3 separate regions of the Mus musculus genome follow, and all the other regions are linked to region 1. Evidence: chromatin loops called from intact Hi-C (ENCODE). Cell type or tissue: heart. All regions are shown on one strand.

The links. A loop is a pair of places that touch in the nucleus more often than their neighbours do. Peaks named below come from ENCODE experiments on the same cell type or tissue, not always from the same donor. Only the 100,000 strongest peaks of a DNase experiment are listed, where the experiment ranks them.
Region 2: a loop joins it to region 1, with 2.5 times the contacts of the local background. A loop is called at or near these places in 10 of 42 quality-filtered maps.
Region 3: a loop joins it to region 1, with 2.4 times the contacts of the local background. A loop is called at or near these places in 4 of 42 quality-filtered maps.

The regions. Positions count from the first base shown.
Region 1 is chr7:133,120,680-133,128,679 of GRCm38, reverse strand. It overlaps Gm35364, which reads right to left and starts at 5,125. Exons shown (of 2, transcript XM_006508433.3): 1 at 4,815-5,125; 2 at 637-4,696. The coding sequence starts at 5,011. The coding sequence ends at 4,069. It overlaps 4930483O08Rik (RIKEN cDNA 4930483O08 gene), which reads right to left and starts at 429. Exons shown (of 3, transcript NR_046279.1): 1 at 247-429. It also overlaps a transcript of Ctbp2 not described here. In heart, CTCF peaks have their summits at 4,285, 5,626 and 6,865; DNase peaks (open chromatin) are centred at 4,459, 5,239, 5,449, 6,139 and 1 weaker place; H3K4me3 peaks cover 4,995 bases; H3K27ac peaks cover 5,112 bases.
Region 2 is chr7:133,060,953-133,068,952 of GRCm38, reverse strand. It overlaps a transcript of Ctbp2 not described here. Among named protein-coding and RNA genes, the nearest start is that of Ctbp2, 50 kb to the right of the region's middle. In heart, a CTCF peak has its summit at 4,321; DNase peaks (open chromatin) are centred at 1,312 and 2,072; H3K27ac peaks cover 1,567 bases.
Region 3 is chr7:132,926,924-132,934,923 of GRCm38, reverse strand. It overlaps Zranb1 (zinc finger, RAN-binding domain containing 1), which reads right to left and starts at 3,748. Exons shown (of 10, transcript NM_207302.3): 1 at 3,379-3,748. It overlaps 1500002F19Rik (a long non-coding RNA gene), which reads left to right and starts at 914. Exons shown (of 2, transcript XR_003946678.1): 1 at 914-3,916. In heart, a CTCF peak has its summit at 4,696 (motif pointing left); DNase peaks (open chromatin) are centred at 3,153 and 3,773; H3K4me3 peaks cover 3,031 bases; H3K27ac peaks cover 2,111 bases.

The sequences.
Region 1 (8,000 bases):
TGTCTCCCAACTGACTGACTTGACTCCACTGCACTGATCTCAAAATGACTGAACAGAACTGATCAAAACTCAATGCCACTGCCTGCACTCAACTGCACTAGTTCCCGACTCCTTAACTCTGAATTGCACCGAACTGACTGATTTGAACTCAACTGACTGACTGAACTCAGATCTGCATGTTTCTGTCTCCTGAGTGTTGGGATTAAAGACATGTATCACCCCACCTGGACCTAAGCTTTTCTTTACCTGAAAAGTGTACTGTATCAGGCTAGTCTTGAACTCAGAGATCTGCTTGTCTCTGTCTCCTGGGACTAAAGGTATATCTGTATGCCAGTTAAATCACACAGATCTAAAAGCTCTTTAGGTCTGATCCCTTGCGAGAGCAGGCATGCTGCTGGATTAAAGTTCCTCCACACAAGACCCTGAACTGGCAGGGGTCCTCTTGCTTCAGTCTCTTAAGAGCTGGACTTACAATTGTGAGTCACTAAGCCTAGCCTGATCATAAGTAAATATGAGGAAAAAAAAAACTGCTGGGCGGGGCATGGTGGCGCATGCCTTTAATCCCAGCACTCGGGAGGGAGGCAGAGGCAGGTGGATTTCTGAGTTCGAGGCCAGCCTGGTCTACAGAGTGAGTTCCAGGACAGCCAGGGCTACACAGAGAAACCCTGTCTCGAAAAACAAACAAAAAAAAAGTTTGCTGTAACTTTTGGGACTCAGTTACTACTTCTTCTTGAATATAAAAGCACACATGGAATGTTTATTCCCAGAGGATGAGAATTTACCTCTGGTTTTCTCATCACAGCCTTGCCAGTGTGCAGAAATCAAGCCTCAGGAACCACCCCTCTGTACTCAACTTTGCCTCCCCACTGCCTTCCTTTCATTTCATGGTCATCTCACTTGCAGCTCAGCATCAACCAGAAATCACGGCAATCCTGCCCCAGGTAGAATTGTGCATATGAACCACCACATCTGTCTTTGTTTTTTCTATCTTATATATATTAAAAAAAAAAAACACCTATAATTTGTATGTGTGCATATTCATGCCACAGTATGTATGCTGAAAAAGAATGCCCATGTGCCCCCCTTTAGTCCCCAGTCACCCCCGCAGTGCTTCTTATGGTTTTGCCTATTTGCTGATCACTTGTAAATGGAGTTATAAGTTATTTGCTCTTTTGTGTCATGTTCGTTTCATCAGCCTTTTTTTCCATGTTCATTGATATGACAGCTCAACAGTTCATCTCTTTTCAGTGGTGTGCATGCATGTATGTGTAGACCCATGCTACGGCATAGACCAAAAGAGAATGTGGGTGTTCTGCTGTGTCACTTTCTGCTTGAGTCAGGATCTTTTATTGAACTGGGGGCATTTTTTCACCTAGACGGGATGGCAGTCAAGCGTTAGTGACTGTCTTGACTCTTCCCCTATTATGTGCCATTCCACTGTTGGGGCTACTGACCTGGGCAGCTGTGCCGTTTTACCTGGATGTTTGGATCTGAACTCAGGTCCTCATGTTTGTGCAGCAAGTGTTCTTGCCCACTGAGCAATCTCCTTAGCCCTCCATTTCCTGGTTTGTTTTGAGACTTAAGTATCCCTGGCTGACCTGGAACTCATTATATAGACCAGGCTGGCCTTGAACTGAGTTGCACCTGCCTCTGTTCACCAAGTGCTGTGTGTAAAGGTTTGTGCCACCACACCTGGTTCTTCATTCCTTTTTAAAGGCCAAATAATAGTCCATCTGCATTTCATTTATTCATCTGTCACTCAGACTTGACCTACTGATTGTCGGGAATAGTTTTGCTATGATTGTGAGTATACTTATATCCATTTAAGCCTCTGCCTCCAGTTCTTTTGGGCACATAGTCAGAAATGAAATTGTTGGACCATACAGCAATTCTATGTTTAACTTTCCGAGGCGCTGCCAGGCCATTTCCCACTGTGGCGGCACCATTTACTTCCCCATCAGCCCTCACAAAGGCTCCCATTTCTCCATTTTCTCTTTTGTTGATGACAGCCATCCCAATGGACAAGAAGTGGTATCTTACTGTGGTCCTCATTTGTATTTCCCTGCTGACTGGGGCTGAGCATTGAGTGAGTCTGTCTGCTCAGTGGCTGTTTGTACATCATCCTCAGAGAAGCATCTATTGGAGTCTGGTTACGTTTTTGAATTTTAAAGATTTTCATTTGAGTGTGTGTGTATGTGTGCACTTGGGGGTGAAGGGGGAACACTTGGAGATCAGAAGAGGGTATCAGACCCCTTAGAGCCGGAGTTAAGGTGGGTGTGGTTACTGGGAACTGAAATCAGTGCCTCTGGAAGAGCCGCCAATGCTCTTAACTGCTTAGCCATCTTTCCAGCCCTGGGTTTTTATTTCTGGTCTTGTTGTTTATGTTTGACATCTTTTGAGAAATGGCTAGAGTCACATGTTGATGGTAGCTAGAGTTAGTTTCTTAAACATGTTAGTACACTTGTTTTTATCTTGTGGGGTTGGCATGCATTGCATGGTACATGTATGGAGCTGAGAAGACAGCCTGAGGAAGTCAGTTTGCTCTTTCTGGGTTCTCAAGCTTGGGACCAAGGGCTTTACCCACTGAGCAATCTTGCCAGCCCCAAAGTATTAGCAGTGCAACCTTATCTGGGTGATTGCCAGATTCCCCTGACTTCAGGAGCAAGAGATGAGCCAAGAACCACATATATACCAGTCAAGTGTTCTACCCGCTGTGCTACGCCCCCCCCCCCCCCCCCCAGCCTGGACTCCATATTTTAAAATGCAGGTGGTCAGGCTGAAGTTAGAAATGATTTTTAGTTCTGAGTTCATAAGAAAGGGGGTAGTGTTTTCTTATTGTGATATCTGGTACATGTGCAGGGGTCTGAGACAACTTAGTCTACTCTTTTCTTCCATCTTTCCCTAGCCTTTGAGGATTGAACTCAGCTCCTCTGGCTAGGTAGCAACTTTGCAGGCTGAGGCATCCTGCAGGGCCCACGGTAGTATTTTTCTAAAGTGGAATTCAAAATCAGACTGCAGGAAAGCTGAAGAAGTAACAGGAAAGACAGAAAGCCAGCTGACTGTGGCTTCTTGGTGAGAATAGAGGACCACGAAGGGCAGAGATCTGAGAAACATAAAAATTCAGGAATTACCATAGTTAGGGAGGGCCAGGAAGCTGGCATTGGTGATACAGAAGCCCGGGTATGGACAAGATCGGTTTGCAAGCAATTCCCGGGCCCTGTGACCTTGGAATGAAGCTGCTGGGGAGAGGCAAACTCTTAAGAGGAAGAATCTATGAGAACACAAAGCCCTGGAAGATAGAGACAACTGGGTCAGAGGCGGGTGCACACCTGTGATTCGTTCACAGAACATTCAAGGGCAGCCCCAGGCCTATTGGGGGATGTGATGTGTTGGAGAGGGACCGTTCCCGTCTTGCCATTCAGAATAGTTTGACTATAAAACATAGAAACCTTAACAGTGCCAGTCTCACGGCCGTCATCTGGTGAGCAGTTTAGCAAACAGGCCGAGATAGAGCCCGAGAAAGGCTGCGCTCTCCAGAACGCACAGCGATGGGTTCAGGGGCTCGGAGGCCTCCAGAGCAGAGGCCCACCTCTTCTATAAATGCCTCTGGTCGCGAAGGGCGGGAGGAAGCCACCCATACCACACTCTACGTGGCTCTCTGAATGGCGGTCCCTGTGGTCTTCAAAGTTGTGACCTTGGACACCCCCTCTCAATCCAGTCGCTAGCCCAACATCTCAATCCAGTCGCTAGCACCCTAAAGATTTTTTAAAAAAAAACAATTGCATCCAAGGGCTCTGTTCAGCGCCACAGGGGTCCTTAGAAGACGCGCGCTTAAAGTCTGGTAATCCTGGGTCCCTGAGTACAGGGAAACGGCTCCCTTCCGGGGACAGCGCTCCAGTGTCGCGGGTCATGGCCAAGGAACCCAGCCCAGATGCTAACTAGTCTCGCGCTGCCGCTGTGTCCCATCGTCGTTAAGAGTCCTGATTCTAGTCGTAATGCTCCTAGACACTTGTGGACTCGTGATCACGAAAAGGCACCGCACGCACGACCCCCGGGCCCGCAAGGCCTCTAGAGAGCCTGGTGACCTGACCGAGGCAAGGCTTTCAAAATAGCCCCAGCGACATCCAGACAACAGAAAGACATTTCTAAATGTGTAAAAACAGTTGGCTTCTCGTAGCGAACACATCGTGGCAAGTTCCAGCACATAGACCAGTCTCCGCGCGCCCCGCAGCCAGCGCTACCTCCCTGGCTCGCTCTCCCGGATCTGGGATCTGGGAGCGCAAGTGCCCCCTGTGGCCGGCCCGCGCCTGACCTCACGAGCCTGGGACGGCACCCGTGGCCTGCGCGGGGCCCTGGAGGAAGTTGGAGCCTCGGGGCCGAGTAGAGTGCAGGTCGGCTGAGCGGGCGTGGTGGGGGCCTTATCGAGCCGGGGCTACCCCGGGGACCGTGCCGAGGCCCGCTAGAGCTCGCGTCTCCCCACGTGGCGTGCCCCACGTGGAAGGGGAGGAGAAGGAAGGAGGGTGAAGTCACCCCACCGGCTGCGGGACCCCTGCGCGTCCCCAGAGTCTCAAGGGAGGCGCGGGGCTGGGCCGGGGAGTGTCTGCCTTGCCCGGCCCCCTCGGCTGCCCGCAGCGCCAGTATGCACTTTCGTGTAGCTGCTAATCCCCGGAGAGAGCCGATTTGTAGTGAGAAGTATCTGTAGGGGCGAGACCGGACCATGTGGGGTTGTGTCATTGGTTTGCAAAGAGAGACCCCGCCTTTGAAGAAAAAAAAAAAAAAAGAAAAAGAAAACGAGTGTGCGAGGGGACCCTCACCTCGCCTCCCGCCTCGCTCCTGCGCAGCCGGAGGGCACCGGAGCAGCGGCCCGCGCCGCTTCCGTCCTTCCCTTTCCTTTTTCTCTGCGCTTTCCTCCTCCTTCCCGGGAGGAGAAAACAAATAAAGAAGAGCAAATAGCCGGGAGGCGCTCGGCTTCCAGGACCTTCCCTCCCCGGATCCAAGTTACAGCCAGCATCCTCTCGGGGGGTGAGAGAGGCGCGGGCCAGGGACCCCCAACGCAGCCCCCGCCAGGCCGCGGGGCTGGCAAGAAGGCGCGCGGCCAGGACGAGGGGGGGGGGGACTGGATCGGGAGCCGGTGGGCGGGGGAAGGGGGTGGGGTGGGTGGGGAAGTAGGAAGAGGCTCGGCGGCGACGGGAGGAGGAGGAAGGGAAGGAAGGGAGGGAAGGGAAGGCAAAGGAAGGGAGGGGAGGGCGGGAGGGGGTGGGGCGCGGAGCTGGAGAGATTAAGTTTTTGTGTGTGTGTCTCTGTGTGCGTGTGTCATTTTAAGGTGGCTCGGGAGCGGCCCAGAGGAGCCAGCTGCGGCCGGAGGAGCAAGAGACCGAGCTGGGAGCCATGCCGCGCTGAGAGGGGGGGCCGCACCACCAGCGCCACCACCACCACCGCCGCCGCCGCCGGGTGGGGTGGGAGGGGCGGGAGCCACCGCTACCGCCGCCGCCTCCCGGGTGGGCGCCCTTCTCCTTGGACGCCGGCGACCCAGGACGAGGTAAGGGCGGGGGTACCCGGGGAGGGCTGGGGCTGTCGCCGCCCCCGCCTCACCTGCGGCCGCTGGCTGGGGCGCCGTGCCCGCGCCTCACTGCGCCACTCCGGGAGAAGGAGGAGGGCGAAGGACACCGGGCCGGCATCCGAGGACATCTTTGGTCAGCGCCCCCAGCCCTGTGTCCACACACTACGCCCGGAGGTGGACCTCTGCCGGGGGGTTCTCGTCCTCCGCCCCTCGCCACCGATTGCGCTTGCTGGCCGCCCTTTGCTCCAGGATTTTTGTTGTTGTGATGAGAGTTGATGAATGCGAAGTAGGCGGTCACCTTCCTTCCCATCAGGATTGGGGAAAAAAAAAAAAAAAGGAAAGAAAAACCCGGCGCGCAGCGGCGTCCGGAGGGCAGCGGCGGCGGCGTCTGGCGACGGTTTCCTAGGCGCCCCGGGCTTGCTCCTGGAGCCCGGTGGGTGCGCGCGCGGGGGCCGCTGGCGATCTCGGACGAGCGCGCTGCGCGCCGCGGGGACAATACGGCCAGATCCCTGGGGATCAGGAGTCCGAGCATGACGGGGTGCGGCAGGCCTTGCGCCTGGGAGGCGGGCGGGCAGGGGGGAGTAGACACCGGGGTCGGCGGGGACAAGTCGGGGCGCGCGTGGCTCGGGGCCCCTGGGGGCGCGGCCCCTATCGGCCCGGGATCCCGCGCGGTTCTCCCAGAGTGTAAGTGAGAGGCCGGGAAAGACGCGAAGCGAATCCCTTTTGTTTTGCCGGCCCGGCATTGTTGGCTCCTTGGGGCAGCCGGGGCCACATCTGCCGCCGCCGCCGCCAGTGGCGCGCGGGGCTCGGCCCGCCAAAGTCGCGGCGGGGCGGGGGGCCGGGGCGGGCTGCAAGGGCGGGGGCGGGCGGCGCGGGCATTTCCTCTGCCCAGCCGCGCTCCCGCGGGCACCACTTCCTCCTCGCCCTCCGCCCGCTGTCCTCGGCGTCCTCGCCGGGACCGCACTTTTCGGGTGGGGCGAAGCAAAAAAGAAAGTTTCGTAAAAGGGGCTGGCTGGGAGCGCCGTGGGCACCGGGGATCTAGCGTGGCGCGGGGACGGTCCGGCCGCCGCAGTCGCCTCCTTGCGCCTGGGGTGTTTCGCGGAGCCGGATCGACCGGCGGGAAGAGCCTTTCTTCTCCGGCTCGCGCCCTTCCCTCTGCCTTGGGCGACTGAGGCCGGGCAGCGCGGGAGTGCCGGTGCGCCCAGGCCTTGCTTTTGCGGGAGGCCCCGCGGCGTGGCCGGTCGCCTGCAGCCCACGCTGCGCCCAGGGGCTAGGAGGCCGCGGGCCCGAGAGCTCGGCGCGGTCACCGCGGGCAAACCCTCGCGCGCACACACTCCCTCCGGTGGCTTGCTTAACGCCGGCGACTATAGTCGCCGACACGGAGAGTGCGTGTGCGCGCGTGTGTGTGGTACCCTTGCCCAGCCCCCACCCCCTACTTTTCTTAGATGCGGCCCAAGCAGCGGTTGGCTTTAGGGGACTCAGGTTTGGGATTTTGTAGGGGACCGCAGGGAATATCTTATGAAATCTCTGCGTGCTTGGAGGCTGCTGGCAATGGCCTACGTCGCCACGCCAGGCTCCCAACCTCGGGCAAATAGACCTTCCTGGATATTTGCCCTATTTTCTTTAAAAAAAAAAAAAACAACAAAAAAAAAACTAGGGAACTTTTGAGAGTCCTTAGATGCGAGTGGTAATAGAACTCTATGCATTGGAAAGTTGAAGTCCAAAGGCCTTTATTTGCAGTTTTTTGGGACATGTATATTTTTATCTGAGATGGGTGATTTTTTTGAGGGAACATTGTATTGGGGTAGAGGGATTACAAAAGTAGTTCTGCTTTCTAACTTTGACGGGATGCATCAACGGTGGGATCTCTTTTTGAAGGAGATACGGCCTTCTCTCCTCGTGCTGAGTTCAAAGACAGTTTTAAAATTACCTCGCGTTCGGCTCCTGGGGCTGCCGTTTGCCTCTAGATAGATTCTCAAAGAACTAGTTCCCATCTACTTAGGACAATTCTGGTTTGAAGCATTTTTTTTTTTAAATAAATCTTTCATATCTTTAGTAATGGGACTTTAAAAGGATCTTGTTTTTATAATTACTTCATCTCAAAGAGTACTTCTTAATAGCAATTACAGAGTAATATTTTAAATGCCAATTCAACATTTTCAGCCCCAGCAACTTTAACGTGAAAACAAGGTTTCCTTTTTAGTGTTCCAAATAACAACTGTATCTTAAAGTTGGAACATTGAATATCCTTTTGTCTGGCTCTGACACACTCCTGGAAAAACCCCCAGTGCCCTTTTTATAGCCCCCCAAAGAAAAGTTAATGAGCTGGTAGGTTTCAAGCTAGAAGCAGGTCCTCCCTCTTGCAAAATATGCTTAAAGTCGCCATTGAAGTTGAATGTTAGCCGTGAATGTACTTGCCTTTAATGAAACCAGTTTAATC
Region 2 (8,000 bases), 60 kb after region 1:
CTCTAAAGTGTTTGGACTTCGCTGATGAATAGAGTTAATTCGCCGCTACACTTCCAATAATTCATGTTGCACAGTTTAATGACTTCTAGATAAAAACAGGATTGAAATGTTAATTTCTCTGAAGAAATCGGGGCACTCTTGAATATCAGACAACCCCCCCCCCATCCTCATGCATGCGTGCATTAAACCGCTAGTTAATTTCACTAAACAAGTATCCAGGACGTGCTTCTTGCCTTCTTGCTGCGGTGATGTTGGTATTTCCTACCTTCGTCTGCCCTTTTCTCAGTCTCTACACATGTGAGATTGACTGTCTTATGCAAGAATCTGTCAAGAGGAGCCCGTCTCTGTAACTCAACCTGTCAGTGACCGCAGGCCACCCGCCACCTCTCTTCTGAGCACAGAGAACTTACTTTTAGACTTGATTGGCTGTTGTTAGCCATGAATTTAAATATCTAGCTTGTCTGCTAGTGATTGGTCTATATTGGGCTCGTGGACCAAACATGGTTTGGTCTCATCGGGAAGACATATTTTCTTTAATAATTGTGTATGTGCGTGTTTGTGCCTGTGTAGGCTTCAGTCACAGCATGTGTGCCTGAAGCTGTTGGTTCTCCCTCTTCTTCCTCCTTCATTTTTTTTTTTCTTTTGAGACAGGGTCTCATGTATCCCAGGCTGGTCCCAAATTCATGATGTAGCAGAGGATGACCCAATGTTCCTGCCATGTGCCCCCTTTCATCAGGTGCCTTCAAGGTAGCAAGTCTCTGGTATCCCACATCGGTGGAAAATTAACTTGGCTGTAATCAGCACCATCTAGCTTCTAGTTTCTGGTTCCTTAGAAATTTCATGATTCTTTTAAGGTAACCTTTCTCGACTTTGGCCTCACTGACTGACATTTTGGGGCAGATAGGATGTCATTATGAGCCTGTTGTGGACACTGTTCAAGCATGGGAGTCTCCAAGCAGGCAGACAGTCATTTATAGACACTGCCTTAGGTTCCCTGAGTAGGACAAGCTCTCGCTCAAGCAACCGTGGTTTAAGGAATGTATTGTGGGCCCATTTTCCTATTCTGCTTAAGCTTCTTGCAGTCCACTCCACAGTGGAGCCCCTTTGTGGCCCAGCAGTCAGCTTTCGGCCTTCCACAGGGTGGAGCAGTGCTGTATCCTCTCTGACTGTCCCAGAGCCCCCACACTCCCTTCTTTGAGCCTCCATGGCAGAGGCAGAGGCAGAGGCAGAGGCAGAGGCAGAGGCATTGGCAGAGGCAGGGCCCTATGAGGGAGGAAGGCACACTTACACAGAGGCCTTGCCTCTGACATTGCCGCCCTCCTGCCTGGTGCCTGGCTTCTTACTCACATGACTGCTCATGGCAGTGCCTTTGACAGACAGATTTATTTATCACCTTGTCATGGTGACATGTTGGGATGGCTTCGCCGCTCATGTGCCATTGACACTTGGCTGTCTGAAGTCAGGATGCCGCATCCCTCAGACTGGGGAGAGCCTTATCGGCAGCAGGCATAACTTAACTGCCTGCTTCCCCTGTTTCTTTAACTTTTAATTGAAACCGCTTAGTTACCACCCCTGCTGTTAGGAATCTGGGGACAATTAGGAAAGTCCCATCTGTCCTTTGAACCATATTATATTGCTCCCCCCACCCCCTTTACTATCTCGAGAAGATGGTGAATCTTTGCAGATATGCCTTTGCGTGGCCCTCTTGCTTCCCACTGGCTGGGTTTTATCTCAGTTGAATGAGTTATGGCAACTCTTTAATTCAATTATTTTCTCTAACGCAGGCTTGGAGATGATTTAGACGAATCAAATGCCGGGCTTTCCTACTGCAAAGCAGTGACTCCCCACAAGGCTGGGGGCGGAATTTTTTTTCTTTTTTCTTTTTTTTTTTAAGTTTTCACATACAGCCACTGTCGCAGGCATTTGTGCTACTTACCCCTCCTCCTCCCTTCTTGGCACAAGCTCCTAGTTAGTGTTCCCAAGCATAGATTGGAAACGGCAGATGCCATGGGCTTTGCCAGTCTTTCCCCAAGGCAAGGAATTATCTGTCCAATGATATTAGGTCAGTGAATTCCCACCCAGCTGTGTGTGGGGGGGAGAAGGGGGAGTTGTGGGGGCAGGGCAGGGCAGCCTGAGTGACTGGGAAGACCATGCATAAACCTAAATGTGGTAAACAATCTCTCCTGCTTTGGTATTTGACTCTTGAGTTTTTAAAATGTGCCTGGGATGGCAATATATCTCGAAACCATCTTTAACCTTTGTGCTTTTTAATGTGGAAAGTCTGCTCAAAATAGGATTTGTCACAGTCAGTGGCTGTCCCATGTACTTAGAGGTGGTAAAATGGTCTCCCGGGCAGCAGGCGGGATTAGAAAGAACATTTAGGCTTTAGTGGTCTTCAGCGGTAATTCTCTTCCTTACTAATGCTGTCTGCTGCTTTCCCGATAGGCCGGAAACCACAGGTGGAAGTACATAGCCAAGATACTTTCAGGCCAGTGAGTATTTAACAGTTGAAGGTGAAGGACCCAGACTGAGGCTGGAGAAACTTGACAGGGGCTACCTGGTGTTTGGTTCCCTCAGCTTCCAAGTGCTGGGCACCATTCAAGGTCTGAGTATGTGTGCTGGGTTTGGGATGAGGGCTGGTCTGTGAGGCCTGCTAAAGTTGGGGAGCACATGCTGCCCCTGAGGAACAGGGCATAACGACACTGCCACCCTAGCCTTTTGGGGGTCACTGGCCCCATGTGCTGTGAATACCTGTGTCATTAGCGGATAAAAATGAGTGTTTTGCAAGTACTCTGGCTCCTGGACATAAATAAGCCCATATTCCTGCTTGGCACTTTGCAGAAGAAACAGCAGCTTCCCCTACCCTGTCTCAGGCCTTATCTGGACATAGATGCTGGCTACACAGTGGTGAGCCACCTCTGTCCTGCTTTAGGCCTGTGCTGGGCCTGACTTGTACTTATGTGTATGGGTATTTGACTAGCACGTCAAAGAGCTAAGTCTAGTGAGATGAGACCGCTGCTGTGCACAAGGATCCTCCCTCTCTGGGTCTAGGCTAGTGTTGGGAGCGGACTCCTAGCAGAAAGCGGCTCTCATCTCTGCAGCCATCTCAGGCTATTTACTTACAGGTGGTACTTTTCCACCCTGATGAGAGACTTGTTTTCCTAGCATGATGTTCTTGCAAGATGCCCACCACACTCTGATAACATCTTGCTTTTCTCCTATACATCCTGGACCTGTGGTTAAGTGTCTCCAGCTGCACTCCCCAGCGAGTGCATATATACCCATACTTGCCTTTCAATAAACAAGACTCGAGACATGAGACTTGATCCTTGATAGCCTGTTTTGTTTCTATTCTTTGAGTCTCTTGCCCCTCAGTCCCCACTCTCTTGCAGACCCTGTTGACTGACCAGCGGACTGGGTCAGTCTAGTACTTGCTAGGCAAGCTGGAAGAAGGTAATGTGCTGTCACTGGGAAGTTAATCACTTAGAACTTCAAGCAGATGTAGAAACCAGTATCTCCTACCTACTAATTAATTGTTGGTTCTTTTGGGGTTTTGAGACAGTTTCTTTGTGTAACTTTCTGGCTGTCCTAGAACTCTATAGATCAGGTTGGCCTGGAACCTTCAGAGATGCACCTGCCTCTGCCTCCTCAGTGCTGGGATTGAAGGTGTTGTCCACTATACCTAGCTCGTTGTTCTTTTAAATAAACCAAGAAGTTAGGGTTGGAAAGATGGCATAACATTTAAGAACACCTCTTAGACCCAGGGTCCCTTCCCAGCACCCTGTAAACCAGGCTGGCCTCGAACTCAGAAATCCAACTGCCTCTGCCTCCCAAGTGCTGGGATTAAAGGCGTGCGCCGTATTAGACAGATTCTTACTATGTTCCATGCTGGCCTGGAACCAGGCTGGCCTTGAACTCAGAGAGATGCTCTTGCCTGGTGACTAGTGTGCTTATCTTCATACGGTAGAATTTGGGTGGTTTTGACATTTTACATTCCTTCTCTCCCTTCTTCATAAACATGTCATGAATGCCAGTTACTTTTGGTGGAGGAAAATATTGGCTACCTACTGCTTATATGTGAAGAGGGAAGCCATCTAATGTGAAGAAGCAGAGGCAAAACAAATCCTGTGCCCCTCCCACCTCAGACCCCAGCAGCGCCTCCCTCTCCCTGGCTTTTCAAGGTCGGAAGCTTCTTGAACATATACAGTGACCTTAGCACCCACTGAAGGCTGAGACCTGATCGGCTCCCAGCATACAGAAGACAGGCTGTGTTCATTTTCCTCCTCCCAGAGACTGGCTCTTCCTGTATGCCCATTTGTGACAGTAGATGGTGTTCTTGTTTCTCTCTGCGGCTTGTTAGCGCATGGGAGGACTCTGGATTTCCTGGCAGTGGTTTTGGTATGTGTAAGAGGAATCACTTGTTTTCATGTCTCGGTCAAACCTCATCCCCTCACTGGCAGCTGCCTGGGCTCAAGCCCACCTATGTGTCGGCTCGGCTACCTTGGGAGGATGACCGCGCTCCTCTTCTCTGCCGCAGTTTTCTTCCTTCTGCCTCATAGGCTTGTAGAACTAAGCAAGCAGGGCTGAAGCTGACGCTCAGCGTAGAGTGCTTACCTAGCATGCGTGGAGTCCTGGGTTCGAGTCCAGCACCACATAAACCAGGTGATTTGCCCCAGGCCTTTGGTTCCAGTGCTTTGGTAAGTGGAGGCAGGAGGATGGATAGAGTGTGAGGAGTTAGGGCCGCAGGTATAACGTATGGCAAAGCACTTACCTGGTGCGAACAAGGCTCACTCCACACTCAGCCCCTAAAATGAAAGAAAAGGGGTCTTACAAGGAATAAATGATTGAACATTTATAAACTCCACATATCGATGTCTGGGGATCTCTTAAGAAGTGCATTGCTAATTGTGGTCATTGTCATTGCTTTTCCTCCCGTTTCTATGTCTTTAAATACCTCTCCCCCCAGAAGTCACCCAGCAGCATAGAATGTTCTGGTGAGAACATTCAGAGGAGAATTCAGGTCCTGATCAAGATTTCTTTGTAGAGTAGGTGTCAGCCAAGTCCTCTCTCCCTGGTGTTTTCCCCAGATGTTCTATTCAAAAGAACAGCCCCTTGGCCCCACTTCTGTCCTCTTTCCTAACACCAGCATGGTAACTGGTCTGTAGCAAGTCTTCTTTGATTTGTGATAGATTTGGGGTGCTCAGTCCTGAAACTATTTGGTCCCTGGGGCCCCAGTCTCCAGAATTGGCTAGTTGAGCTTGAGCCAGCAGCGGACGAGCCTGATCTCCGTTCCCCTCACTGTGAGCTTCCCCGAAGCAGCTAGATTCCAGGAGTGCTTTCTTTGGTTGAGCATTATGAAGAGCCTACTGTGTGTTGGGGGTTTTACTAGGGGAGTTGGCCTGTGTGGAATAACTCATTTGTTCCCTAGTTGCTCATTCCTGGGTTGATCAGGTACTGGGGCTGTGTCTGCCTGTGGCTCTGACTTGTGTGGGGTTCACGTTCTTTCGAGGTCAGTCAGATTGTTCTTGTAAGGTGTAGCTGTCACTGTAGTTGGTCATCTTTCAGGGAAAATTTGGGCTTTGTTACTCTGATTTAGAATTTTTCTTTCAACTTCATATTCTTCTGAGTCGCCTGATGTCTAGAAGCAGTTTCCTGTTAGTGTTTGTTTTCCTTTTGCATCCTTTTGTGGACAAGCATGCGCGCAAGTGCGCGCTTGTTTGTGTGTGTGTGTGTGTGTGTGTGTGTGTGTGTGTGAGTGTGTGTGTGCACATGCACATTTAATTCTGATGGGAAAAATCTGTCAGAGGCAGATCAGATCTGTTAAAGTAAAAAAGTATTTTACATCATATTACCTGGTGCTGAAATAATCCTTGTAGGTTTCAGCTTGTTTTGAGGCGTAAATAGCTTCCCTATGGGAGCTGTGATTCACATTGCTGCTTGGTTGAGAGGGAAGCTGGAGTAAGGCTGGTCTGTCTTTATATAAGCCCACAGAACTATGTGATGGCCCTGGCTAGAGCAGAAGACAAGTTTGGGGTAGGAGAGTGGAGAGGTTTAGTCTAGCATTTTACCATTAGCTTCTGATGACTGGGCTCTGGGAGGAGGTTAGAGGACTCAGAAGGGCCTCTGCTGTCCCCTTCCATCAAGCATTTGGAGGTAGCTAGCTTACACAGTACAGTGCTGTGAGGCCGGGATTCTGAATATGGTTATCACTCTCCTGTGGAGAGGAGAGCATTTGCATATGGAGGCTGGTGCTTAACTGGGTGTCTTCCTCAGTTGCTCTCCACCTTATATACAATATACAGAAGTGTAGAGCCTTTCACTTGGCTATAACTAGCCAGCTTGCTTTGTGAATCCCCTGTCTTCCCCTTTCAAGCTTGGAGTTAGTTACAGGTTAGCCCATGGGTGTGCTAGGGTCTGATCGCCAATCCTCCCACTTACGTGGCAAGAACTTTACCCACTGAAGAGTCTCCCCATCCCCGTGTTTCTGTTTTTGATGCATGGCAGCATTGTGAGGCCTTGGTCAGGGCTGTTGACATCTAGGGACTAGAAGCACTAAGGTCTTTCCAGGAGAGACATTCAGACGTGTTGACTCATCTCCTATAGCTTGGAAACAACAGGCAGATCCTGGTCATTGGAGTGACTTCAACATTCCCACTGGATTGCTTGTAATACTTCTTGTTACTTACAGTGATCTGTGATGTCAGGCTCAGAGGACCTCTCAATTTGCCAAGGAGGTTCCAGAAGGCTGCTCTTTGGGTGGTAAAAGAGACCTAGGTTGTGGTTTATAATTTACACCCTTCCTGTTGGTTCTTCATTACCATGGTAGTTGTCCCGCCCATGCCTGTGGCCGGCTGACTTCTTATTCATCCTATCAACTTTTCACTCCTACTAACTAGCTGCTGTCTTCTGTGTGCTGCATCCTTGACACATCCTAGGTCTTTTCATCTTTGTCTCAGTGGTGTTTTGTTTTTCTCCTTTGGCTTCTGGGTTTGTTACCTTTTTCCTCATGGCTCCACAAGTCAAAGCCTTTAGAGTCAAAGAGGAACACTGCTTTGCACTCAGAGTAGTGCCATGCTTAGATTCCAGAGCTGGGTATCCGTGCTACCTTGGTCCTTACAGAGTTCCTGTAAGGTCTGGTACAGAGGAAAGAACACTTGTCCCCAAGAGTACAGTTTAGTTGGGGACCAGGAAAAATGGCTAGTTCAGAGGTAAAGACACTGAGACCCACACCAGTCCACTTCTGGGACAGATCTTACGTGCTGATGAATTGTGTGACAGGGCACCAGGCCTCCCCTAAAGGGGTCGGTGCACTTCTGACAGTAGAAGAAACATGGAAGTCTTGAATACTTAAGTGAATTAGGTGTGCTCCTGGGTGGCGGCTCTTAACTTCTTAGCCCAGCAGAAAGATTGGAGGAGAAATGTGTTAAGATAGAAATTGTGAGGCTTATGAGTGGAGTAGTGGGCCAATGAAAGGAATGACTGAAACAGCCTGAGATAGGTGGTTCCAGTAGGACATCCCGTCTCTGTTTATTCCTTCTGCATAGATCCAGTCTGTTGAGGACCGGCCTGGGGTATGGTGGTGACCAGCTCTCATCTCTTTAGGGTTGAGATCAGGGCTGAAAGATGAGGTTGTGTTCTTGCTACATATTTATTCATTCAGACATTGGTGTGTGGGTGTGTAGGTGTGTGTCTGACTCGCGCACCTGTGCTGATGTGCACACACATGCATGCAAGGCACAGCTCTTCATGTTCTGCAGCTGCCTTGGGCAAGCTTATGCCGAGATTCCGTTTTAGAGGGAAAGCACTCCTCCAGGTCGCTTGTTTTCTTGCTGACTTTGATTCAAACTGATGATAGGTTGCTTCAGTCTTACTGTCCTCTTACAAGGAACAGTCATAACCAGGCAGCTTGTAAGCAACAGAAATCTGAATGCTTTTGGATGCCTGGATGGCCAAGATCGAGACGACCAGAAGCCAGGCAAGGTTGTATAGATCTATAATCT
Region 3 (8,000 bases), 190 kb after region 1:
GTACTACATGCATGTGGTAAACAGTCAAACATGCAGACAAAACACCCATACACACAAAATATTTTGAAGGGAAAAATATTTTGACAAACTATAAAAGGGTGAGTTTTCACAGAAGGCAGAGACATTATCAGGAGAATTTACTGCCAAGAAACTTACTCATACTTACAACAGAAACACACACACCTATTTTCCAAATGCCTAAGTATCCACATCCCCACTACATAACTACATGTATTATCTTTGGTATATAAGAATACTGTAGGCCAGTTTTATGTTTTCTTCCAACAGGTAGCAACAAAATCATACTCCCCTGCCTCATCTGCCTTTTGATCAATTGTACAATCCATCAGCATCTGAGGTTAGAAATCCAAATAGGCTACAGATTATTCCTCCTTCCTACGATGATAAATGTCATTTGCAATGACATTTACAAATACAAAATAGCTACCTTTCATGTCACTAGTACCAAATCCAAAGTCAAGTAACTATCTTAGACTCAGTGAAAAAAAACCAGAGATTTTCATTTGAATAATACAGCACAACCAATGGAAAAATGTCAATATTTTGTATTAGTAAAAAACAGTACTAACAAATGTAAACAAACTGACCAAGTATTTTTATGGTATGACCATAGTTTCAAATATTTTCTCTCATAAATCATCAAAAATCTCAGAAACTCCAATAGTAGAAAACATACAAATTGTATATCCTGAAATACCTCTGTAGCCAGAAATACTTTGTCAAACTATATTTTCAGAGCCAACTATACTGTCTCCATAGATACAAACTCATTTCTCAGAGCCTTAAAAAAATTTCAACACCAAATCTCGGAGCCTTAAAAATATAGTTGGAAAACAGAAGTCATAGAAAGAAATCTAAACTACCATAGACTAACAACAACAATAACAACAAAGGGTGGAAAGTCTCATACAGAGGAGCAAACAGGTTCCTCCAGGGTAAGTTCTCAAAGGGGTTCTTAGGAGATAGCACTTAACTTGATGTACAGTAAGAAAGGGTAAAATAAATAAAGGCCGAGAGGAGGGACTTCACAGAAACAAAAATTTAGCTGGACTGAGCTTCACTTAGGAAAGAAGAAAGAAGATTAAAGAAGAGAGAGAGAGAGAGAGAGAGAGAGAGAGAGAGACCAAACTACTGAGAAATTTAAACACCAAAAGGAGTTTGAATTTTTTTTTCATTTTTATAGGTTTATTTATTGTGGTAAGAAGTGAATGTGTTGGGTACTTTGTTTTTTGGTTCTGTGGGGGGTTTTTGTTTGTTTTTATTTTCATTTTGTTTTGTTTTGTTTTAATCAAGTTTTCTCTGTGTAGCCCTGGCTGTCCTGGAACTCACTCTGTAAACCACAATGGCCTTGAACTCAGAGATCCTTCTGAGTGCTGAGAATAATGGTATGCACCACCACTGCGCCTCAGAGGTGCTAGTGTATTTAAATACAGAAAATATACCCAAGGTATAATGAGGACATGAAAATTCCAAATAAACCACCACAAACTGGAAGAAAAAAATGTTCAAACAAGAAGGTATTTCTAGGGAAGAGGGGAAAGCCATAAGCAATGCTCAAATAAAACCAAACCAAGTTATATAAAAAGTTAGCATCCTACTTTTGCAACTACATTTAAGTTTTAACTGATTTTATAAAAGCAATATAAATAAAACTACATGTAATGGCTCTCACTGAATCAATTACACATAAATCAATTTACCTCAAACAATGTACATCTGAATTAATGTTCATACTCAGACTTACTTTAATTGTTTGTTTGTTTATGGTTGGGGGGGGGAAGGTTTTCTCAGTGTAACCCTGTCATGGAACTCACTATGTAGACCAGTATGGCCTAGAACTCAAGAGACCCACCTGCCTCTGCTACCTGAGTGCTAGGGTTAAAAGCATTCACCATTCACCACCTTGCCTGGTTTAATCCTCAGACCTTAAAAGTGATATGCCACAATCCGTATTAGTACATAGTTATGGATCAAGGCCATTAGTTTGAAATATATTACCATGAGTTGTAAGTTCTTCATACAACCTCAAGAGTAAATAAATGGATGCCCCAAGGCTCAACGGCACTAACAAAAGGTTGTTAAAACAGCAACCAGAAAAAACCTCCCATGGCGTTCAAATAACATCCTCCCCCCAAAAAAGTAAAACGTCTCATTACTGCCCTACCTTTTAACCTCTCACAACCCCCCCCCAATGAAAAAGTTACAAAAATTTAATGAGACTATTTTAAGAGCCTCCAAATCAAGAGAGTGGCTTCCAAATATACTTTCGAAATACCTCATTTAATTAAAATAATATTTAACAGGATCCAGCTTTACTTTTCCCAAGCATAGTTCAGTGGACTTTCTAATGGCCTCTGTCACAAAGATCCTCGGGTCTCCCCTGTTTTCTCTATATAAGCCAAGTCACCCATTTTTGATCAACAGAGGTACCATGCATGTAGCAAAAGTTGGTAGGGAGTCGACTGAAAGAGACTGCGGGGTACAGGAGCCACTCATTATATAACACTTCCAAGTATTTGTACATCACGTTTATTAACACCATCACAGGTCAACTATACAGAGACCAAACATTGCAAGCAGTGGAAAGAACTTATAAAAATTGACTTAGTGGGTAACCGAAAGGGGAAATCGAGGGGTTGAGATACAAAATTCTAAGCAAGGTGGTTTCAAAACCAGCGTCTCCAAGATAATGGGCGGGTTCAAACTTCTTGCTTAACGTAAACTGCCTCTCCCCGGCGCTAACAGCAAGTATTACAGCTCTTTTGTCTGTGCAATGACCAGCCAAATTAGAGCAGAAAACCAAAACAAAACAAGAAAACCCACAAGGTAGGTGCACAGAGCGATCGTTACCGGGAGCGGAGTTCCAGCTGCCCATGGCCACCAGACATCAACTTTCACCCTGATTTGCTTTAGGCAACCGGAGGCCAACGTATGAGGGGAGAGAAAGTGGACAAGGGACCAAAACACAAGTTTGGGGACCAGCACCAACTTAGAGCGACAAATCCGGGTGTTTATGGCCTACTAAGAGGTGGGAATAAGACCCACACACTCGGACTCGGGAGGGATCCCAGTTGCCGGAATGAGGCGGGCAGAAGGGCAGCGCCAGCCGCTGACGAAGGCGGCCAACTGAGGTCGGTAAACAAGCCGGGCGGCCACTCTCCCTCATCCTCCGGGTTGTCCCCGCGCTGGGAAGCCCAAGATGGACGCGCGGCCGCGGACAACCCCGGGCCTGCGATGCGCTATCCCGCAACGCTGCCGCCCGGAGGCTCGGCAGCCTGCTCCCCGCGACGCCCCGTCAGGCCGCGGTCGACCCGCGAGGGGCCTGCGGCGCGGCGCCCCCAACCCAGGCCCGGTTACCTGGCGGCCGCGGATCCTCCTCCTCCCCGTCTGACGCGCGGCGCCCGGCGGCCGCGGCGGCGGCGGCGACTCCCGCACGGCCAGCGGCGACGAGCCGAGCCCGGCCCCTCTCCGCCTCCCTCGGCGCCGCCGCCCACCCCGCTGCTGCCGCCTCCGCCCTCCCGCCTCAGTCAGGACATGTTCTCCGCGGGCCCGCGCGCGGCTCCCAGCGGCCCGAGGGGCGGAGAGGCTGCGCGGAGGCGGGGGCCGAGGCTCGGGGACAGGGGCGGAGCGGTCTGGGGACAGCCTCGGGCGCAGAGGACTCCGAATGGCGGCGGTCAGGACCCTAGAGCTAAATAAACCCCGCGGCGGCCGCACAACGTCAGGAACTGGACCTCGCTGCTCACCGTCCTGTGATTGGTCCCGAGGCCTCAGGAGGCGCAGCCAATAGGCGACCGCCTCTTTCCCGGCGCAGGAGCGGGCCGCGGCCGTGACGTCAGCAGCGTGCGTCCTGATTGTGAGGCTACGGCGCGCGCGGTCCCGCGACGCGTCCTCCCGGGTGAGTGTCTTCAAGTCTAAGTGCAGGATGCACTTGGGAGGTGGGAGCCTTCTTCCCCTGGCCGCCGGCCGCTCTTTGCTGCAGAGTCGCCAGCGCTTTGAATCAAGCGTGAGTCACGCATCTGTTTGCTAACTGGGAGACCGCTTGGCCGTTCCTTCGGCGGTTTAAAACAGTTTTTAAAATTTCAATAATTTGACCCAGGCTGTCATTCTGGGGCTCAGGCTGGCCTGGAACTCTTAAACGATATTCCTGCCTCAGCCTCCCCAAGAGCGCTGAGATTACAAGCCTTGCTTACTTGGCATTTTATTTTGTTTTCAGACGAGGTTCTCTTGTAGCCCGATTTATTTCTAACCCCTCTAAATAGCTGAGACTGATCCCGAACTCTTAAACCTCCGGAGTGCTGGACTTACGCCACCACTACTCTTAGCTTCACCTAGCCCTACTTCAAACTTTTTCAAAATGTAAACTGCTTTAAAAGTAATGTGTTAAAGGCCGTAGAAATAGTTCACTGGGTAAAGTTGCCAAGCCTGACAGCCTGAGTTCCATCCCCAGTACCTACAGAGTGGAAGAAGACGACTAACTCCCACAGTTGTTCTCTGGGCTACACACAAAATAAATAAATGTAATTTTTAAAAAGATAGTAATATGGGGGGTCTGGAGAAACGGCCAGCGTGTAAGAGCACTTACTTCGGAGAAGCAAAGTTCTGCTCCCAGCAGCCACTTCAGTGGAAGACAGTCACCTGTAACTCCAGCTCCAGGGGGTTCAGTGCCCTCTTGTGGCCTCTACCAACACCCACACTCACTTGCACAAACACATAATTAAAAATAAAAATAATTAATTAGTATCTTGAAGGAACATTAACAGCAATCTGGGAGGGCATTTAGTAATTGTTTGGATACCTCAGATCCAAAAGGATGACCGTGTTACTTGAAGTTTGATGTTTCCCAAACTTGAGTGGGAATTCACTTTGTGAAGCTGTCTTTGGTGTCTTGAGTTATTTGCATAAAATGGTATAAGACAGCTGTACCATGGCCATCAAAAGAACAGTACTTTGTATAACTTCCCCTCACCAACATCTTTCACAACCAGTGGGGTGCTTCCTCTCCATAGCCATTGCTATGGAGTAGAGGCCTTCAGCAACCCCCACCTGGTCTGAGAACTTATCCATAAATTAAGTTTAAATGGAAACAACAACACAAAACAACACGTTCTCAAGGATATAATTAATTCATTTGTAGGTAGGATCCCACGCTATTATATAAAAACAGTAGTTCAGTTGACCCTTTGGAAACACTTTGTTTAAGCACTTCCTCTTCCTGAATCAAAGCTTTACAGCATGCTGCCTCCAAATAAACACCAATCACACGGTAAGATGTCCAAGTTGTAGTTTATTTTAGTCAGAAAAGGGATAGGACTCAGAGGAAGCTTTTAAATTTGATTTAATAAATGTCTTGTAAAAAAAAAATCTGCACCAAGAAATAAACACAAAGATAAGGAAGACCATCTTAGTGGTAAAAATGATAGCACGGAAAGAGGCTAAGTCAAAATAACCACAATGACAAAATGGGATTGCTAAGTAAATTAAAGTGAAAATCAACTTATAATTGAAAAGGAGAACAAAGGAAAAAAAAAACTGCATTGAAGACAAAAAGACTCTTGAGAGGCATCTAGTAGTTCTCAGACCTGAGGTGATGGATCAGTATATAAAGTGCTTTGAGTTCAGTCCCCTGAATCCATGTAAGAAAGCCAGGTTCATGCTTATAATGACAGTGCCAAAGGAGAAGACAGGAGAACCCCTGAGCTCCATAGCCAGCCAGTTAAGTCTAGCTCCAGACAAGTGAGAGATCCTGCCTTAAAACACAAAAGTGGATGTTCCTGAAGGATGATACATACCCAAGGTATCATTTGCCCTTTTGTCCCCAGGCCTGTATACACACATAGGAACATATACAAAAAGAAAGAAAAGAATGTATTAGTTTTCAACAATGGCAACACATTAGAGTCACTAGTATGGCTTTTTAAACATGGGCTCCACCTAAGAGGAGAATCTGAGCATAGATAAGTCTTAAACACCCTTCAGCTACTCTGAAGTGCAGCCGGGTTTGAAAACTACTGATGGAGTCCTACCCCCAAAGTCTGCACATGGGGACACCGATACCTAGAAATATTAAGTGATTTTAACATGCTAACTAATAGAACAACTGACTTGGTCATAGTTAAGAAACTAATTTAGAGGCCTGAGAGTTCTCCCTGGTGGTAAACATGCCACAAACATGATGACCTAAGTTTGGTTCCTGAGAGTCACATGGTGGAAGAAAAAAACCAAATCCAGTGGGCTGCTCACTTCCAGGCACACACATTTAAAGAATGAAGTACTTGAAGGCACCAACTGTAAGTTTTTAGTATGTTTCTTAGAACCACCATGGTCATGTATAGGGGCAGTTATCATATGTTCTACCTTTTCTGTTAGGTGTTTCCTGAGCTACCTGTGGAAAATACAATCCCATCATGTTTTCCGGTTTGCCATTTTAGGGCTTCTGTTTAGTTCTATAATAGTGGAAAGCAAGGATTGGAGAAGTGGCTCCAGGAGGACTGGACTCCAGTTCCCAGCACCCATGTTAGGCAGCTCCAGAGGATCCTATGCCTTCTGGATTCCAGGAGTACCTGCACTCATGCACATGCCCACACACATATACACATACTTAGAAATTGTGTGTGTGTGTGTGTGTGTGTGTGTGTGTGTGTGTGGAGGGAGAGAGACTGAGATTCTGACTCTCTGGGTATCACTGACTGACCTAGAATTTGCTATTTAGGCCAGGCTGACCTCTTAACTCACAGGAGGCTGCCTGCCTTTGCCTCCCAGGTGCTAGGATTAAAGGCATGCACCACCATGCCCAACTTAAAATATATATTTTTAATAGTCACAAAAAGGGTTTTGCATGATAAGGTGCCATATGAGAACTACCTTCCTGGAATGTCTGTGATACATAGCTATAGAAATGGGGACAGAAAACAATTGAGAGACACAGAGCTAAAACCTAGATATCCAGCAGGAGTGGGAAGGAGGGGCAGAAGTGGAATGCAGTGAGTGATGAGACTCACTAGAGGAAGCCTTTGTTTAGAACCTTTCCATTTATGGTTTGCCAGTACCTGAATCTGGGGCAACAAAAAGAATCAAAAGTCAGAGTACTGCATGACTGTGCTATGAAGACCATTGGAACTCCTGGACAGAACTAGATAAGGTGAGGTCAGTTGTGTACAGATCCAGGATTTAGAAGAGTGCAGCAGGGCCTTGTTAAGAGCAAGGAACTAGGCTGACCCTGGACATGAACAGCAGAGGTGTCGGTCTATAGAGTAGTTACTGTGGAATTTCCAGAAAACTCCCAACAGAAAAAGAAAGGTGGACATTGCAAAATGTGCAACATTCTTAAAGGTGCAGGTGTAGTGAGCCTCAAGTACATTATTCCCAAATAGTATTGGAGTATGCAGATTTTGAAACTCAGAACAAAGAAAAGGTCAGTGTATTTGACAAACAGCTTCACTGACCTTATAGAGAACAGTTCTCAGTAGGATGATGGGGACGGATGCCAAGTTTCAAAAGCTGAAACCGTGCATGGGTTTTGAAGCAGTGATTACAGACTACCAGTCCAGGCGCTTTGACCAGGAGAGGAAGGCAGGAAATAGAGGAACAGCCACAGTGAAGGATGAGGCCTGGGAAAGGTTTTGTTTTCAGTATATCTGAGCACTTTTGCAAACAAAGGAGAGAAGGTGGAGGGAAGTCAAATTCAGAGCAGTCTTTTGTTGCATGTTGGCACCTATAACAAAGGACACTGCTTTTTGGGAAACTAGTACTTTCCTGTGGCCTTCCTGGATGCCAGCCACAAACTGCATGGAAAACAAAATCTCCTGTGAGCAGACAAAATCTACTTGTGAAGCATCAGACATAATGTAGCTCATCTGGGGCTGGAGGCGTGGCTCAGTGGGCAGTAAAAGCACTGGCCACACAAAGCTTTTCAGCCTGGGTTCACATCCCCAGAACCTATTTACCGATGGGTGTTCTGTCTCACATCTGTAATCCCAGTA